Regions from separate parts of the Homo sapiens genome. Here region 1 is linked to region 2. A link is a contact called in ENCODE Hi-C or POLR2A ChIA-PET data. All regions are on one chromosome and are shown on one strand. Each heading gives the region's core, a stretch centred on a gene start or an enhancer-like site at or near the end of the contact. The rest is flanking DNA. Distances are from core to core; before and after follow the strand shown. Region 1 overlaps GLI2 (GLI family zinc finger 2). Region 2 holds the start of GLI2 (GLI family zinc finger 2).

Region 1 (4,199 bases), core at 831-3,330, 140 kb after region 2:
AGTGACCTCACGCTGTGACACTTGCTCCAAGCCCATAGCTGTGGTCATGGAGCAGAGGTGAGGTGGTAGATGTTTCCAGAGTGGCCCCTAAGCCATGAACTCACTTTCAAGGTATTGGCAGTTTAGGCCACAGAGACTGGACCCAGGTTCTGATTTAGGGTGTGCCCCGTGACAGAGAGTGGTGGCTGGAATTAACCAGCTTACAGTGGGGTCCCCTGGAATGGTGCACTCCCCAGTGAGGAGTGGCTGCTGCCTAGTCCTGTCCTTTCGCCACCTGCCCAGACTAGGGGTGGACACAGGGGCTGCAGGATGCATAGAATGTTAGGGTCCTGCCTACCAGAGATGAAGGTCATACTGCAAAGTGGGCATGCTGGCTGTGTGTGGTCAACACCAAGAAGTGGGCAGGCTGAGGCCCTGGCATACAGCCCTGCTCCATGGCTGGAAGAGTCCACAGGGAAGGCCACCTAGCCCAGTGATCAGGAGCACAGGCTTCTGGTGACAAGCCAGCCCAGATTGGAGTCCAGGTGTCGTCACCTGCTGGTTGTGTGATTGCGGACAAGATGCTCAACTTTGCTGTAACCTCAGTGTCTCTTCTGTAAAATGGGGCTGATAATCCATAGGTATTATTGGCGTTAAATGAGCTCTTGTGCTTGAAACACTCAGCATAGTACTAGCCCATGGTAAGGGCTCAGATATGTCACTTGTTCAATTACTATTCAGTAGGCTTCTCTGAACGTGACAGGCTAAACTCGAAACATTAATTAGTCACTTCATTTGATGGCAATAGTAATAAATGTGAGTGACAGACACGAAAGAGGCTACCCTCAGTGTACCACCCAGGGAGAGCCAGAGTTAAGATTTTGGAATATATGCTTGCAGTCTTCTGTGTTGTATATAGTGTGTGCACAATTATTCACACACACATACCTGCCTGCTTTTTACAAAATGGGATTATATTGTGCTTGCTACCTCGTAACCTTTCCACCTGAGAATGGATACTGTCATTACTGATGCCTTTCCGTTCAAGTTTTTCTGCAGTTGCAGTCTCAAACTTTTTGGTCTCAGGACCCCTTTATACCCTCAAAAATTATTGGTAGCTTCAAAGAGCTTTTGTTTTTGTAGTGTGTATTTATTGGTATTTACTGTTCTAGAAATTAAAACTGAGAAATTTAAAAGATATTTTAAACTTATTTAAACCTAATAGTAATAGACCCATTTCATGTTAATGAAAACAACCAATTTTTATGGAAAATATTTCCCAGAACAACAACAAAAATGTGAAAGATGGCATTACTTTTCAATTTGACAGACCTCTTTGCTGTCTGGCCTAGTGGAAGGATGCATTCTCCTAGCTTTTCCGCCTTGGGTCTGTTGCATAGCAGCCTCTGGACACCCACAGTGTCTATTCAAGAGAGAAGAAGAGTGAAAAACACAAATAATGTATTAGTATAGAGATAGTTTTGACTTTGCAGACCCCTTGAGGCAGTCTTGGGGATCCCCAGGGCTCTGCAGTCTACATTTTGGTCCGCTTTTGAATGCCTACAGAATGTTTTTGACCTTCCCACCTGAGGCTGGGCTGGGAACATCCCTCCAGCAACCACAGGCTCCCCGAGCCTCCTCATCTGACCGAACCTGTGTCCACAGAGCATCTGAGCTCTCCTCTCTATCATTGTGAAATGGACCGACATAAAATCTCTCTTGTTTGCAGAGTTCGTAACGACAGAGAACATTTCCATACCTTCTCACAATCATCTTTGTGGGGAGACAGCCAGGAGACTGCACCCTCTTGCCTAGAACACCCATGTTGTGGCCAGATCCCCATGTCGGGAACCTGCTCCAGGGATAATCTGCTGCCCCCAAGTCCTGGGGGTCTGGTTCCATGGGGTTTGCTCATCTTCTAGGACTTTGGTCACAGGGGAACAATCCAACTCCTGCCTCCTCCTCACCCCAGAGGCTCCCGGCTGCACACAGCTGGCCAGAGTGACGGTGTTCAACCGCCTGGTGCCTCCTTTTCAGAACCACCCCTCCCAGCCAACAGAGCCCGGTCTGTGCGGGCTCCGTGGGTCTGTGTGAGAGCCCCTGTTTGCCTTGGCTTTGGTCTGTCTTCTCAACTGGCTGGCCGGCCCTTTTCAAAAATCGGCTGGGTGTTATGAAACTTTATTTTCCAAAGAGAAAAATTTCTGGGCCTGTAGCAAGAGGGAAAAAAGTTATACTAATAATCAAAAGCACCAGTAGTCAAAGTAGGATGGTGAGGGTTTGGAGAAACACTGAAAGTTGTCACAAAACACTGCAGCTCACCCATCAGCCGCAGCCCCCGTCTGTGCGCAGAGCCCTAGCCATGCTGGCTTCTCCCTGCGTCAGCATTTGGGGAAAGACGGATGTGCCTGGAAGCGGGCCTTGCTCCTGTCTGTGTAGACAGGCCGGCGTTGAATGTCTACGGGTGGCATCTATCATCCGTGACCTGTAGCATTTGTGCTTTTTGTTTATGGTCTCTCGGCATGCATTGTTTTCTCGGGGCTGAAATATAGCACGCTAATGAGGTATCTCTCTGCTCAGGAGGACGCAGGCAGCTCAGAAAGACGCCTCGGCAGCATGCTGACTAGTTTGTCAACAGCCACTCGCTGTGGCAGCTGCTGTCCCAGCCAAGAAGAAAAGAGTAGGAAATGCTAGGAGAAGCTGCAGCTGGGGGTGGAGGGTACTCGGTGCCTGGGAACCTCAGCTCAGTTGAGTGTCTGCCCTGCAGGTGACTTGATGTTTGGCCCTGGTGCCAGTCATTTCTAGGAGGTATACGACTTGGGGGTGTCAAGCAAACTAGGTTAGGGTCCTAGCTTCCCAGACACTTTCGGCCTGAAACACTCGGCTCCTGGAGCCTGTTTCCTAACCCATAAAACGGTGAGGTGACCTCTGCCTTTGTGGGTGTCTGAGACTCGCCAGTGGCCTGTGTTCTGTGCTGGGTAAATGGCATCAGGGAGCCTGCTGGTGGTGCCTGTGCCTGGCATGGGGCTACTTTGTATGTGCAGGTGTTTTTCCTAAGCTGGGACCTGGGGACAGGCATGTGCCATGCATGTCAGCACTCAGTGTCTGAGCAGAGTTAGGCTGACTCAGTGTCTGTTGTTGGCTCTGGGTGCTAACAGGCACAGTGTGGACAAAGGAGCCTGGAAAAGTGGACCACATCTAGAGGGAAGGCCCATAAAGTGACTTTGGGCTGGCCATCATAGCCTAGGGATTCAAGCTCTGGGAACGAGAGGGACCACAGTGCTGCTCACTTGGAGGAGGGTATATGGGGAAGGAGCAAAGTCCTTTCTCCGTGGGGAAATGGCCCTTGAGGCTAGGCAGAGAAGAGGACGGTCTTGGAAGGATTTGCAAGGAGAGTTACAGTAGACACAGCCTGTCCTGCAGACCCCGCCCTGTGCCGAGTGCTAACGGCGGTGCTAACAGCTGCTGCTGTTTATGGAGCACTAGTTGCAGCCAGGCTTCTGCAGACAGTATTCCTCTTCTTCGCCTCAGGACACCCTTGCGTGTGTTATTACCTATAAATTCTGGGCGGTCAGGCACGATCTAAACCCCAGGAGGATTCTAGTGGAATTCTCTAAGCTGACTATAAAATTCACATGGAAGGCAACAAAACGCCAAAGAGCCAGGACTAAAAGATGACAGTGATGGGGGATGAGGTGGGGGGGCTGGCCTACCAGATGCTAAACCATACTATAAAGCTGTAGTGATTAAAACACAGTGTTGGGACAGAACGGAGGGGCCAGAAATAGAGACAAGTACAACTGGGGATTTCGTTCTCTTTTAACAAGGATGGCAGTTCAAATCTTAGGGAAAGAATGGACTGTTCAGTAGGCAGTGCTGAGACAATTGGTTATGGAGGGGAAAAGTTAAAGCCATGCCAAATGCTCCTTACAAAAATAAATGCAGGCCGGGTGCGGTGGCTCACACCTGTAATCCCAGCACTTTGGGAGGCCTAGGCGGGCAGATCACGAGGTCAGGAGATGGAGACCATCCTGGCTAACGCGGTGAAACCCCGTCTCTACTAAAAATACAAAAAACTTAGCCGGGCGTGGTGGCGGGTGCCTGTAGTCCCAGCTACTCGGGAGGCTGAGGCGGGAGAGTGGCGTGAACCCAGGCCACGGAGCTTGCAGTGAGCCGAGATAGCGCCACTGCACTCCAGCCTGGGCGACAGAGCGAGACTCCGT
Region 2 (3,892 bases), core at 314-2,813:
AGGGAGAGACACTTCCACCCACCTCAACAGGGCAATTTTTTAAAAATTTAATTTAATTAATTTATTTTTTTGAGACAGAGTCTCGCTCCATCACCCAGGCTGGAGTGCAGTGGCGCCATCATGGCTCACTGCAACCTCCATCTCCCAAGGGGTTTGAGAGATTCTCCAGCCTCAGTCTCCCAAGTAGCCGGGATTACAGGCGCGCGCTACTATCCCTGGCTAATTTTTTGTATTTTTAGTAGAGACGGGGTTTCACCATGTTGGCCAGGCTGGTCTTGAACTCCTGACCTCAGGTGATCCCCGTGCCTCGGCCTCCCAAAGTGCTAGGATTACAAGCGTGAGCCACCGCGCCCGGCCCAACAGGGCAAATTTAACTGAACTTACAGTACAACCACCCGAAGCTCTGGGAGGATGGCAGAGTGCTCTGACCTTAGACTAGTTACTTAACTTTTTAAAGCATCAGACTTCCCACCTGTAAAAACACGAGAAGAGAACCTTCCTTACAGAGCTGTGAAAGTCCAATAATACAAAGAAAATATAACATCACCTGGCACTTGGTAGAGTGTTCTACAAACGTTAGGAAGAATAAAACCAGAAATTCCCCCCAAGACCCTCTTCGGGTGAGGCCCAGGGGCCCTGGAGAGGGTGGCAGGCCCGGGGGTGTGGGGAGGACACTTTAGCCAGCTGCCCCCAATTCTCCTCCAAGCCTGGCGGCCCAGTTCCGGGCTGTGGTGTGGCTTGAGGGCCCAGGGCTCCTCACTGAGCTTGCTTAAGCAAGTTCTTTCACACACAGCCCCATATACACTTTGGCTAGAAAATTCAATGAGGAGTTTTTTCTTCCTTCTTTCTCTGTTGTTGTTGGGTTCTGATTACTTCCATCTGGCTTCAGCGGCTCGAGTGGAGTCTCTAAAACACACAACACAACAAAACAAAAACCCACCCTGCAAGCCACATGCACCAAACCTAGAAGGCTGCTTCGTTTCTCGCCAGCGTGTGCTCAGATGGCGACGAGGGCTAGCGGCGGCGGGGGACGCCTCAGGACCCCCGGCACCTGCGCTCGCTGCCCGCGGGAAGAGGGTCCGCGTGGACCCAGCCCCCGCGTCCCTTCTCTGGCGTCCCCGGCTTCCGCGCGGGCGTCCAGAGAAGCGGGCGCCCTGGGAACAGCGACCCAGGCATCTCCCCGAGGAGGGAAGTGGGAGGTGGGGAGGGCGGGGGGATTTCAGAGATTGAAAACAGAGCAGCCCTTGCCCCTCAGCTCCGGAGCTCATCTGACTTGAGTTAGCGACACCCCCAACCCCCCCCCCCACACCTAGTCGTCTAAAAAAAGTGTCGGAGATTGGCGCGTCCTTTGGTTCCTTTCTCGAACTTTCCTTGTAGGTGCGTTTTCTTTCCTTGGTGCTGGGTGGGGAGAGTCCCTGTGCTCCCCCTTTCCCCTCCCCCCGCCCCGGCGGCGTTCGGGTCCCCCTGCGTCCCCCGGCAGGGAGCGGGCGGGCTGGCTGGCGGGTTCTTGGGGCCCGGGTGTGCCCGCACCGTGCGCGCGGGGGCGCTGCGCAGTCCGGCGGCGCTGATGGATTGCAGAAGTGCCGGCGCTTGCCAGCCGAGGCAGCACGGCTCCGCGGACTTTTTTTCAAACTCCCATCAATGAGACTTCGAGGAGGAGCGGGCGGCGGCGGCGGCTGCGACTGCGAACGCGGAGGAAGGCCAGGAGCCGCAGGAGGAGCCGGAGGAAAGAGCTTGGGCCGCGCGGCGCGCCGCAGCCTCGGGGAGCCGCCTGCTCGCCGGCGGTAGGGGCTGCGCGGCGCCCGCCCGCCTCTCGGTCCCCTCTCTTGCCTGGCCCGCCCCGCCCCGGCTGGCTGGAGCCCCGGCACAAGGCAGCCAGCCGAGGGTCGCCGCGCCAGCCAAGGTGGGATGGGGGCCCACAGCCACCGCCCGGCGCCCGAGAGGCCACCTGCGTGCTAGAGGCAAACTTTTGTCTCTCTCGGTAAAGTTGCATTGGCCTTCTTTTGCTTGCTTTTCGTGACGAAGCGCCTCCCACCTCGGCCAAGCGCGGGCCGACTGGGATGCTGCGCCGTCTCGGGGGGTCCCTCGGCCGGGTACCGGCGCCTAGGCCTTGGGATCGGGGCCCTGGGCTTCGGGGGACTAGAGGCTAGTAGGCGCGACCCCGCCTGGGGCTCTGGACGAGCAGGGCGGGGACGTAAGGAGAGTCCTGGGGCTTGGAGCTCGTGGCCAGAGGTCGATGTTGCACCCTCTCCCTACCTGGGGGAGAGCACCACTCTTCTCGGGGTGCACAGCGAGCCGGCCTCCGCGCGCCGGCGGGGGTCTGTTTTTTCAGGGGGTGGAGGGTGGGATCGGAGGCTGGGATGCTCCGAAGCTGCCGTAGGTGGGCATGGGAGCGTGTCTGCGGGCGTACTGAGCGCGGAGGGGCTGCAGCCAGCCACTTGAGAACTTCGAACTCCACTTCTCCGCGCTGCGCGTCCCGGAGCCCTGCCTTTCTTTCTTCCTTCCTCAATCCTTCCTCCCCCTCGCCCGGCCCGGCCGCCCCCTCCCCCTCTGCTGGGCTCTCCTCCTCGGCCCCCCCTCTTTGCCTCTCTTCTCCTCCTCTCCTGCCCTCGGCCCTGAGATCCGCTTGACTTCCCAAAGGGATCCGCACGTAATCCTTTGCCGGGTCCTCCGGTTCCCCCTTCCACCTCACTTTCATCCCTGCCCCCCTACTCATCGTCTCTCCCCACCCCCGACAATCTCTCAACAAGTATATTTGCTGAGGAATTTGAAAAATCCACTACTGCAACTTGATCTGTATGTGATGGATGGGGAGAGGCGCGGAGAGAGTTGGGCGCCAATCCTATTAAGGGTTTAGAGAGGGGAGTCTTTTCCCCGGACGGGGCGGGGGCGGGGAGCTGGGAGGGAGCGTGTGCTTGCGTGTGTGAGTGTGAGCGCGCCCGCCGCGCTGGAGAGCTGGGAGTCCACCCAGCTCGGCGCCTTTTCAGCCCGGCGGTAACTGCTGTCATTTCCTAGGAAACCCGACTTTTACCGCGCGGGGAGCTGGGGATGGAGCCCGTGCGCCTCACCCTGGGTGATCGGTCGCTGAGGCTCTCGGGGACCTCGAGCCCCCCCGAGGGTGCCTCTTTCCACTACCTTCTCTTTTGTGTAATTGTTCTGTGGCTCCTAGAGTTGATCCCAGCTGGAAAAGTAGACCTGTCCCTACTGTCTGGTCCCGCGCCCTGGGAGTCTTGTAGGCGTCCCTCTGTCCCCCAGCCCGGGCATCCCGCTCGGTGCGCGACCTCTGGCACGGGCTTTGCAGCTCGGTGGCCGCAGCGGTGTCCCGGGCCCCCTCTCCGCCGCTCTTGCCGGGCGTGTGAAGGTTTAATCCCGACAGCTTCAGATAAAGGGAGCAGTTGTAAAACGCTCATAGGCTGTTTGCAGACGAGGCTCTGGGGGATGTAGGAGAATTTGAAAGTAAACGTTTCCCTCGCAAGCAGCATAAAATAGTGTTTAAACAAATATTGTATTGGCATGCTCAGGGGGCTCGGTGCCAAAAAGTAAAGTAAATAAACTGTGAAATCCAAAATATACAGCGGGGAAAGCGGAGGAATAGGCGGGTTTGTCACAGGCCTCCCTGATGAGACCAGTTTGTTCCAGCCACCTCACCTGCCAGCTTTCTCTCCGCCCATTTCCTTACCTTGCTGGGAGTTCCCTTGGCTGGGTTTCCCTGTGTCTGGGGACAGGCCCTCCCTGGGGCCTGGGAACGGCTTTGCAGTTGCTTGTTTAGGGGGAAGCTCACGGTGTGGCTACCTGGGCCTGACTCCACAGGGACGGGGGGCACCTTGGCTATGCCTGGCTGCTTTGAGTTTGGAGGCTCTTTATTTAGGCTTTTCCCAGCTTCTGGTCTGTC

Evidence for each region. Hi-C counts contacts between places; a loop is a spot of excess contacts on that map. ChIA-PET counts read pairs that join two places held with the same protein, here RNA polymerase II (POLR2A). Pooled maps may share reads with other maps.
Region 1: a loop to region 2 is called in a map of Right ventricle myocardium inferior, with 2.9 times the contacts of the local background. The contact joins the enhancer-like site here to the promoter of GLI2 in region 2. A Hi-C loop is called at or near these places in 21 of 168 maps with a recorded cell type or tissue (IMR-90, PC-3, PC-9 and 16 more) and 24 of 50 pooled maps. POLR2A ChIA-PET finds 5 or more read pairs at or near these places in 3 of 52 experiments (AG04449, AG04450 and H1).

What each region holds. Positions count from the first base shown.
Region 1 is chr2:120,872,140-120,876,338 of GRCh38, forward strand. All of the region lies in intron 2 of GLI2 (GLI family zinc finger 2), which reads left to right. Among named protein-coding and RNA genes, the nearest start is that of GLI2, 140 kb to the left of the region's middle. RefSeq lists an enhancer at 1-625. Within about 2 kb of position 2,081, at least 2 of the 41 ENCODE cell types and tissues checked have a DNase peak (open chromatin) inside an H3K27ac peak, as active enhancers do; they include ascending aorta and heart left ventricle, where a contact is called at or near this core.
Region 2 is chr2:120,734,305-120,738,196 of GRCh38, forward strand. It overlaps GLI2 (GLI family zinc finger 2), which reads left to right and starts at 1,564. Exons shown (of 14, transcript NM_001374353.1): 1 at 1,564-1,981. It overlaps LOC124906073 (a long non-coding RNA gene), which reads left to right. Exons shown (of 3, transcript XR_007087219.1): 3 at 1-546. LOC124907881 (a long non-coding RNA gene) reads right to left here and starts at 3,357. Exons shown (of 2, transcript XR_007087221.1): 1 at 2,257-3,357. RefSeq lists enhancers at 193-840, 1,480-1,649, 2,768-3,268, 3,269-3,769.